Linked DNA regions of Homo sapiens: region 2 is linked to region 1. Evidence: read pairs that join two places in POLR2A ChIA-PET (ENCODE). Cell type or tissue: MCF 10A. All regions are shown on one strand. Links, peaks and the distances in the headings refer to the core of each region. The heading gives the core; the rest is flanking DNA.

Region 1 (4,393 bases), core at 98-4,097:
CCTACTCTCCACTAATGACCCCTTTGCTTCACCGCTGTGATTATTTCAGCCTTTGAAGTTTGCTTTGATAAAACGTGCTGAAGTAAATGTTTCTCTCTTCCCTGTCTACCGATTACCCCTTCTCTACAGAAAATGTGTGATGGGTTACAACAAAATACAGTCAACAAAACAATAACAAAATGAACCCCATATCATGAAGAACAAGAAGACAAACAGATCCCGGGGTTGGGGTGAACACTTGTTACAGTCATGGTTCAAACTTGGATCTGTGCTTCCTGGTACCCAAGGACAGGTAGAAGAGACCATGCTTTATGTTATTTGTGTTATCAGAAAGAAGATGGAGTGCAAATTTCCCTAGAGTAGGGGTGGCTTCCCTGGGCCACACTGGAAGAAGAAAAATTGTCTTGGGCTACACATAAAATACACCAACACTAACGATAGCTGATGAGCAAAAAAAAAAAGCATAATATTTTAAAGTTTATGAATTTGTGTTGGGCTGCACTCAAAGATATCCTGGGCCACATGTGGCCGGTAGGCCATGGAATGGACAAATTTGCCCTAGAGCAAGCAAACCTTCCCCAGCACCAAATTCTGAAAGAAATCTCTTAGGGCTTACCTGTGAGAGCAGGGAGCAGGGAGCAATGCAGGGAAAGGGTTCTCAACAGCATCTTTACAGCCAAGCTCAATAGTGGATTTCATGGGCCTGGGCCCTGCAGTATAAGAGTTTCCATGGAAGTTTATGGTTTAGCACTACTATTGAAGTAAGCTACAGTGATTCTGCAAAGGGCAAAAATGTGTGATCTCTACTGATCCAGCAGGTTTCAAGGCTAGATCTCAGAGTTTCTGGAAGAGTGAAGAGAATGCCTGACCACACATAAGATGGAGGGGAGATGGCGTCTGGAGTTGGTTCCTGCCAGTGGGTTCATGTTCTCGCTGACTTCAAGAATGAAGCTGCGGACCTTCTCGGTGAGTGTTATAGCTCTTAAAGATGGCATGGCATCGACCCAAAGAGTGAACAGTAGCAAGATTTATTGTGAAGAGCGAAAGGACAAAGCTTCCACAGTGTGGAAGTGGACCCAAGCAGGTTGCCACTGCTTTATGGGGTGGCCAGCTTTCATTCCCTTATTTGTCCCCTTCTGTGTTCCTTTTCTGTCCTATCAGAATGCCCTTTTTTCAACCTTCCCTGTGATTGGCTACTTTTAGGATCTTGCTGATTGGTGCATTTTACAATCCTCTTGCTAGCTACAGAATGCTGATTGGTGCATTTTTATAGATCACTGATTGGTGCATTTTACAATTCTCTTGTAAGACAGAAAAGTTCTCTAAGTCCCCAGTTGACCCAGGAAGTCTAGCTGGCTTCACCTCTCAAGATGAGTAAAATTCAGCCCAGGGTGGTGCTCTGATTAAGCCTAGGAGTTCCAACAATCTGTTTGCCTGTTGAGACAGCCACTCATTACTTAGCTATCTCAACAGCTACTCCCAACCCCATTTCCCTTGTCTATCTTTTAAAAATAGAAGCCTGATGGTCCATGTCCTAGGTTTCCTTGCAACACGGAGTGGCCAGATGACACAGATGTAGTCAGAAAGACTAAGGGGAAATAGGTTTGGGAGCTCCTAGGAAAGCTCTTGCTCTACTGACAAAGTGAATGATGTGAGAAGAAAGATGTTGGCATGGCCTCTTCTTCTTTCTTCCTGTCTTGAACATGAATGTGATGTCTGGTGCAATGGTGGCTATCATGAGGTAGGTGAAAGCCTGGGGGCCTGAAAGCTTGGGGAGATGAATAACTCCTTCCTCCTCGGGCCCAGTCCCAAGGCACAAGACCACTTGTGCCAGCAGCATGCTTCAGCAAGATGGTAGAAGCAGGAAGAGAGCTGGCCAGAAGACACATACCCCCTGGAAATGGAGAGAGTCCTTCGGTGTACCACGTAGCAGTTACGTCAGACTGGGACACTTACTGTTTACAGGAGACTACAAAACCCTAGCCCCATCCTCACTTGAGGCTGATGGCATTTTGGGCCTCAGCCCGTCTGCACCCAGGCGCTCATTAAAACAGCGTGTTGCTCCACTCCACCTTGTGTTGTTTGTTGGCGCGTTCTTGGGGTTCGAACCAATACAAGAGCCTTGCAGTAGGTAATAGAAATGCAACAGAAAAGCCAACTAGCTGAGGTGGGTCAAGAGAAAAAACAGTGAGCGTGGGTCCTTGCTGACATGGAGCTGGGAGTGCACTCTGGAGAGAGCTCTCCTGCAGATTCTTATCAAGTAAGCAATAAAATAACCGTATGGTCTACGCTCCTGGAGCTGAGACTTTGTACTCCTTGCTGTTGAAAACAGTTTACCTTTTACCAGTGTAAGGAGAGAATTTGTGAACTTTAAACAAGTGGAGAAGTGGTGGGTGAGATTAACACTCTGGTGAAAACGAGGAGTCCAGTCAAGAATACGAGCTCCGACGTGAGCAGGCGCAGAGTCCAAGTGGAGTCAGAATTTTCAGGAAACTACCACATGGGAGTAACTGCTTAACTGAGTCCTCAGTGGAGAATGCCATAAACCCTGGCTAAGGTGATTTTGATCACTAAAACTTTTTAAGCAGAAATAATTAATTACCCATAGAGCTTCAGTATCTCTATCTTGGATCAACTGATTTGAAGAAAAACATAGCGAACCTCCTGGGGTAATTGAGCAGGAGAATGTGTTCCTGGGTTATTAAATTAATGCATCTGCAGCTTGAGGTTAGTCGATATTAGTAGAATAAATTCTGGGAACTGTTAAAAATAATGATGTTAGCTTTCAAAATGTTAATACAATTCTAAAGTCACTGTTTCTGAAAGTAGAAATTGTTACTGGTTCTTAACAATAAAAGCATTTGTCTCATTGATGAAGTAACATACATTTGATTTATTTCAATGCAGTTTCAAATAAGAGATAATTCAAAGGAAAAGGAGAATGCAGAACACTGTGAACCTGTAAAAAAAAAAAAGAAAGAAAAAAAGTCCTTTGATGTACGAAGACCCTGTGAGTGTTTTCATAACAATCTTTTTTAATTAACTTATTTATTTTTATGTTTTATTTTTTTGAGACGGAGTCTGGCTCTGTCGCCAGGCTGGAGTGCAGTGGCACGATCTCGGCTTACAGCAAGCTCCACCTCCCGGGTTCACACCATTCTCCTGCCTCAGCCTCCCGAGTAGCTAGGACTACAGGTGCCCGCCACCACGCCTGGCTAATTTTTTGTATTTTTAGTAGAGACGGAGTTTCACCGTGTTAGCCAGGATGGTCTCCATCTCCTGACCTCGTGATTTGCCCGCCTTAGCCTCCCAAATTGCTGGGATTACAGGCATGAGCCACTGCGCCCGGCCACCAATCTGGATTTTTATGATGATTTTGTGTGAGCACCAATGACCAGAAGTTCATGTTTTCCTCGTGTAACTTGGCCACACAATTGTTATTATTGCTGAAAGGGGTGTGGAAAGCATTGCTATCTTTGCCTCCCACTTTTATATGACCTTGCAGACAAGGTTAGCACGCCATAGAATGTCTTTCAACACAAAGGACAGCTATATTAGTGTGTGTGTATACAGGAATGCTGTTGTACTTGTGACATTTGTTTTAATAACATGATATTGGTCATTTGTAAAAATTACAATAACAATGAAATGAGAGGCAAAGGTACAGTAACATTCCCTATTTAAAATTAAGCCATAAATATGCAGGCCGAGTAGACAAAGTGCTTTCTCCAAATGTTTCCAATTATAAGAGGAAAATGAAATTGTTTTTACTATTCTTGGGTCTTTTTCGTTTCAAGTACATTGTTTTTTGAAAATGTGGGAGACAGAGATGCAAATAACTGTTTTCTTTACAATTATGCTATGAAATTCTGAGTTTCTCTTTGTTTTCGTTGGGTGTAATTTATCATTTCTTAAGCTGTGTCAGAAATCATTGCTGCAAAACACATGGTAGAAAGTCTCCTATGGTAAATGAAAGAGTAATTCAACTTGTCGTTGTTTAGGTCATGGCGTGTTGTAGGAGACCACTTTTTCTGGATCACCAGCAACATAAACAAAGGGTTTATCACTAAATAAATAAATGTAATCTACAGTTTTCCATTTAACTGTATCATAAAACATTTGGAGGACATAGCCACATGCTCATTCAATTTAGTCGCAATAACCTTATTGGCATGACAAGGCTGGCAAGGATGCCAAAGTCAATAGAGTAGGCCAGGATGCACTAGGCAGGTTTCACGAGGGTGGTGAGATTTTATGTCACAAACCTCAATGTGCATCCAGATGCAGTCTTATTTCTGGACCTCCCATTGAAGGAGTCCCCTGTTTCCAAATTAGATAAGACTTTGGGAGTGCTGCAAAGACTGAAAGGTTTGGGGGAGATTAGGAGAGAAGG
Region 2 (4,393 bases), core at 65-4,064, 100 kb after region 1:
TGGTCAACAGTCCCAGTAAGTCCGGCTTGGAGCAGCCCAGCTAGGCATGCGAGAGAAGACACCATCTTCAAAGTAAATCCTCCAGCCTCAGTTGTTCCAGTCTTCCCAGCTGAGGCCCCAGACACCACAGAACAGAGACAAGCCATCTCTACTCTGTCTTTTCCAAATTCTCAATCCACAGAATCTGTAAGCCTACTATAAAGGCTATTTTATGTCACTAAATTTGGAGTAGTTGGTTATGCTAGACAACTAGAGTAGTAATTTTGTCTTGGGCTGGCTTGATGGTATAAGTGGATCTAAGCAATATATCCATGGTTTGGGACTATATTGACTACAAAAACAACAAATTAATCCTTCATCTGTTATCAACTCTAGTCTAGTTTTATAGAAATGTCATGTGGTCCCCTAAATGCTGTCATTCAAATAAGACCTTCTTGGGCCAAACAACCAATACATCTTCCTACGTAAGTTTAAATAAAGTCTTTCTGGCTTATGTGAGATCATGAAAGCCTCCTTTTGACACAATAATCCCATGCTCTGTAGTCTGTAAAGTCATTTGGAATTACATGGCAAATGACATTTATAAAGCAACAACTAGCCGGTGGAAGCAACGTTAAATCAGAACATTTTAGTAACTTCAATTTTTATCAAGAGTAGTATGTTTTAGGCTATATTTCTTAAACAAGAAGGCTTGGTCAAGTTTACATTTATTCAGATACCCAAACCATGTCCAGATTATATTTGAACATTTCTTTGAGGGCTCTATGTCCCATTTAATTGCTTTTGACAAGCATGATACCCTCTAAACCTAAATAATGTGTTTCCCCTGAAAACCCCCTCAGCTAAAAACACATTCTACTCCAAGTAAAATGGTTGCATCATCTAAATTCCATTATCTGTAGCATTTTGTAAAAGGCCATGAACTAAGAATGTGCCCTTGTTCTTGATCTCAGGGCGTCTGAAAAAAGACTTGAGCATGAAGCCAGGAGGGGTCTGGCCGCTCGCCCAGGTCTTGATCTCCAGGCTCTCAGCTCACCAAGGTGGGATGCAGCAGCTTGCAACTTCTTGGGGGAAAATAGTTCTTGAGAAATAATTTCAAGGGGTAAACTGGTGATTTTTTGGACAGAGCTTGGGAGAATATCTGGGGCAGAACCGGAAGAAGGGAGAATGTGTGAGAGCTAAAAGGAGGCAACAGCAGGAGCTAAGAACGAGGACAGGGGAGGAAAGAGTGGGCTCAGAGCAGGGGAGGGTGGTGAAGTAACACCAAGAACTCTGAAAACCCTTGTCGCCAACTGTGACTGTCTTCACAAATCCCGACGGTAAAGGCTGCGTGACTCTCCTGGTAACCCTTCTGCCTCGAGGGCCTTTGGCCCTGCCCAACCAATGGTCATGCTGCTGTGTTGGACCCATGAACTGCAAATCCCTTTAGTGAGTGTGTGCAGAGGACTGTGGCAGAAATCCACATGAGAGACTTAGGTACTGCAGTGATCCATCATCTGGGAAGATTAAGTGGCTCTGGTGGCTTCCACGCTACCATCTGACTGTGGTCATCTTGAAAGTTAACTCTTCACTTGTTTTTATCAGTGTGGCTAGCATTGCTTCTGTTCTTAGGTTAAAAATACAACAGGGAAAACCCACTCCACCACCACAAAGCTTAAGCCTGGACGTGGCTAGAGGTTGGTTTTATGAGGTTGTCAGAAATGAATCATCAAGCTACTTGAAGCCAGAGACTCCAGGAAATCTAAACATTTGATAATGCTTGTTTTTGCTTAATTTAGTGAAGCAAGGCCAGAGTCAAACCTGCTGCCATGCACGAGGCAGGCAGATTTTTATAAAAACAGGTTTGTCCTCAAGATTCCCAAACGCCTGTGTCATCAGGCTCTGTCTAGCTCTATTGAAGGCCCACCCTCCTGTAAGAAGCACAGATGCAATTCAAGCCAAGTTCAACTGGATTGAAAGCTCCTTGGGGGTTGTTACTGCGCCTCACACAGCTTTGTGTCCCTCAGAGTAAGCATGTGGGTAAGGTCAGGTTCCCCAGAAACAAATCTGTAAGGTGAGGACAGAGGAGGTAGGAGGTGTTTACTAAGGAAGTGCGCCAGGGAAGGCTGGGCAGGAGTGAGGGAAGCAGGATGATGAGGAGGAGAAGAGCCACACCAGGGGTTATCTCAGGCTGCGACCCGTGGGGTGGCGCCAGCCTGATCTTGCAGGGACCTCAAGAGGATAAGGCACCCGTCAGAGCTTGTCCCAGCTGGCAGCAAAGGACCTGGGCTTTCCTATTCTCCAGGCGTGAAGCCCCTAGGAAATACGACCAATATTTTATCCTGTGGGAATATAATTTGGGTAGGGCTCAAGATTTGGAAAATGATGTATGAGCTGATTGTTTTGCCACCTGCTACACAGGTGTTCAAACATGGCAGAATGTGAGTGAGCTTCTCCACTCCTGGTAATAATCAACGGGGTTCCGAGTGCTGAGTTCCTCCCACATTGCTGCTCTTCAGGGAGTGAGCCTCATGGCCCTGGAGTTCTCCATTAGACTAGTCCGACAAAGCGGGGCATGTTCTAACTATCCAAGAAAACCATGCTCCTTACATATTTAGCTATTATGATTACTTTCCACCACAGCAGTCCTAGCCTCTATGATACAAAGAAATCAGAAAAAAAAAAATAAATTGGATCCAATCTATATTGAATGGCTAAGTTTTTATTAATTCAGTTACCTATGCCACAAATATCTACTGTATGCCTTCTGTGCTCCAGGCAATATGCTCGGGTTTTGGAGACACAGAGCAACAAAATATACAGTTTACAAATGAGTGGACGTTCTTGAAACAAAGGCTGGGAGGGATGGAGGGAGGTGTGAGCCTGGAGGCGTAAGCAGGAGTCCTCCCGGGAGCCTCATGGTGAAACCTGTGCTAATGACCATGCGTTTTCACTGCTCAAATATCGCGGGGGCTCTATGCCTCTTAAAATTTTATCAGTGTCCTAATTTTCTTCCACTGCATCCTAGGAGAACCAAAGACCACAAGATGAAAACATATTCAGACACACCCTTTCCCACTCCAAATCACAATTTTCAGGTCAAGCTCCCCTCAAGGGGATGCATTTCATAGAATTTGGTGATTGTGTTCTTTTAGGTGTATTGTCCACTTTTCCTGGCCTTTTTCTAAATTCTTTTATCTTTTGGGAACATGAGACTCACATAAAATAATAAAGGGTTAGATTATCTTTTTAAATCCGCAATATTTTAGCAATATTTACCTCCTTCTAACTTCAGTTATTGTGCGCAAGCTTTTATTATTGGCATGACATTTTCAAGTTCCTCAATTGACCACATATTGGGATTCATTTTTTGATGTGCAGTATCTTGTAATCCTGAGTACAATCCTTAAAAGGAGAGAGAAGGCCAGGTGCAGTGGCTCACACCTGTAATCCCAGCACTTTGGGAGGCCGAGGTGGGTGGATCACGAGGTCAAGAGATAGAGACCATCCTGGCCATCATGGCAAAACCCCATCTCTACTAAAAATACAAAAATTAGCTGGGCGTGGTAGTGCACGCCTGTAGTCCCAGCTACTCCGGAGGCTGAGGCAGGAGAATCGCTTGAACCCAGGAGGTGGAGGTTGTAGTGAGCCGAGATCAGCCACTGGACTCCAGCCTGGCGACAGAGTGAGACTCTGTCTCAAAAATAAATAAATAAATAAATTAAATTAAATTAAAAATAAAAGGAGAGAGAAACACACTAAGAATGGTGCCGCAGTTCATAATCTCTACTTGGGTTCAGCATTGTAGAAATGTAGGTTCTTTCAGCCTGCCTATCTCTCTAGGATTCAAATTGCCTGATTGAGGTAATGTCGGTTCCTTTTTTTGATGGATTTAAATTTTCTGGTTTACACTAACATCCACCAGATCTCCAAGCCGGTGGCACAGCACAGCCATGTTTCGTCACCACCCCAAGTTCAGGATGTGCTCCCGTGGCCCGCGGGCTTTGAGCTGGAACTCCTGCTTCCCTGGGGAAGCACAGGCACATCAGTGTGCTCGGGGTGTTTGCAGAGAGCTGTCCCCTAGGGACCCCACATGGAGGAGTGGGCTCGGCCCCCTGGGTGGTGTTGGGGCAGGGGAAGGATCACACATGGGCCTCAAGCAAAAGTATGATGGTAAGACTGAATAACCGTCCAGGTTTATCACACTCAGACGTGGAATGTAGTACAATTTCCACAGTCTAAGAGAAATAACCATTTTGTGAAACTCTCTCAATAATTTACACTCTTTAAAAAAAAATCAAAGCTGAAATATTTGATGCCACCATTTAAGAATTTGTGACTTCAAACTGAAGTCGTTAGGTTTGCGTCTCTATTCCACAATTTATTGACTCTATGATTCTGAGCAACTTATGCA

What was found. Peaks named below come from ENCODE experiments on the same cell type or tissue, not always from the same donor. Only the 100,000 strongest peaks of a DNase experiment are listed, where the experiment ranks them.
Region 2: POLR2A ChIA-PET joins it to region 1 with 6 read pairs; 2 of 35 experiments call an interaction of 5 or more read pairs at or near these places.

What each region holds. Positions count from the first base shown.
Region 1 is chr9:95,717,215-95,721,607 of GRCh38, forward strand. No RefSeq gene overlaps it. Among named protein-coding and RNA genes, the nearest start is that of ERCC6L2, 160 kb to the right of the region's middle. In MCF 10A, for the core only: no CTCF peak of the experiment used is centred there; no DNase peak of the experiment used is centred there.
Region 2 is chr9:95,821,325-95,825,717 of GRCh38, forward strand. All of the region lies in intron 2 of ERCC6L2-AS1 (ERCC6L2 antisense RNA 1), which reads right to left. Among named protein-coding and RNA genes, the nearest start is that of ERCC6L2, 52 kb to the right of the region's middle. RefSeq lists an enhancer at 1,760-1,969. In MCF 10A, for the core only: no CTCF peak of the experiment used is centred there; a DNase peak (open chromatin) is centred at 1,717.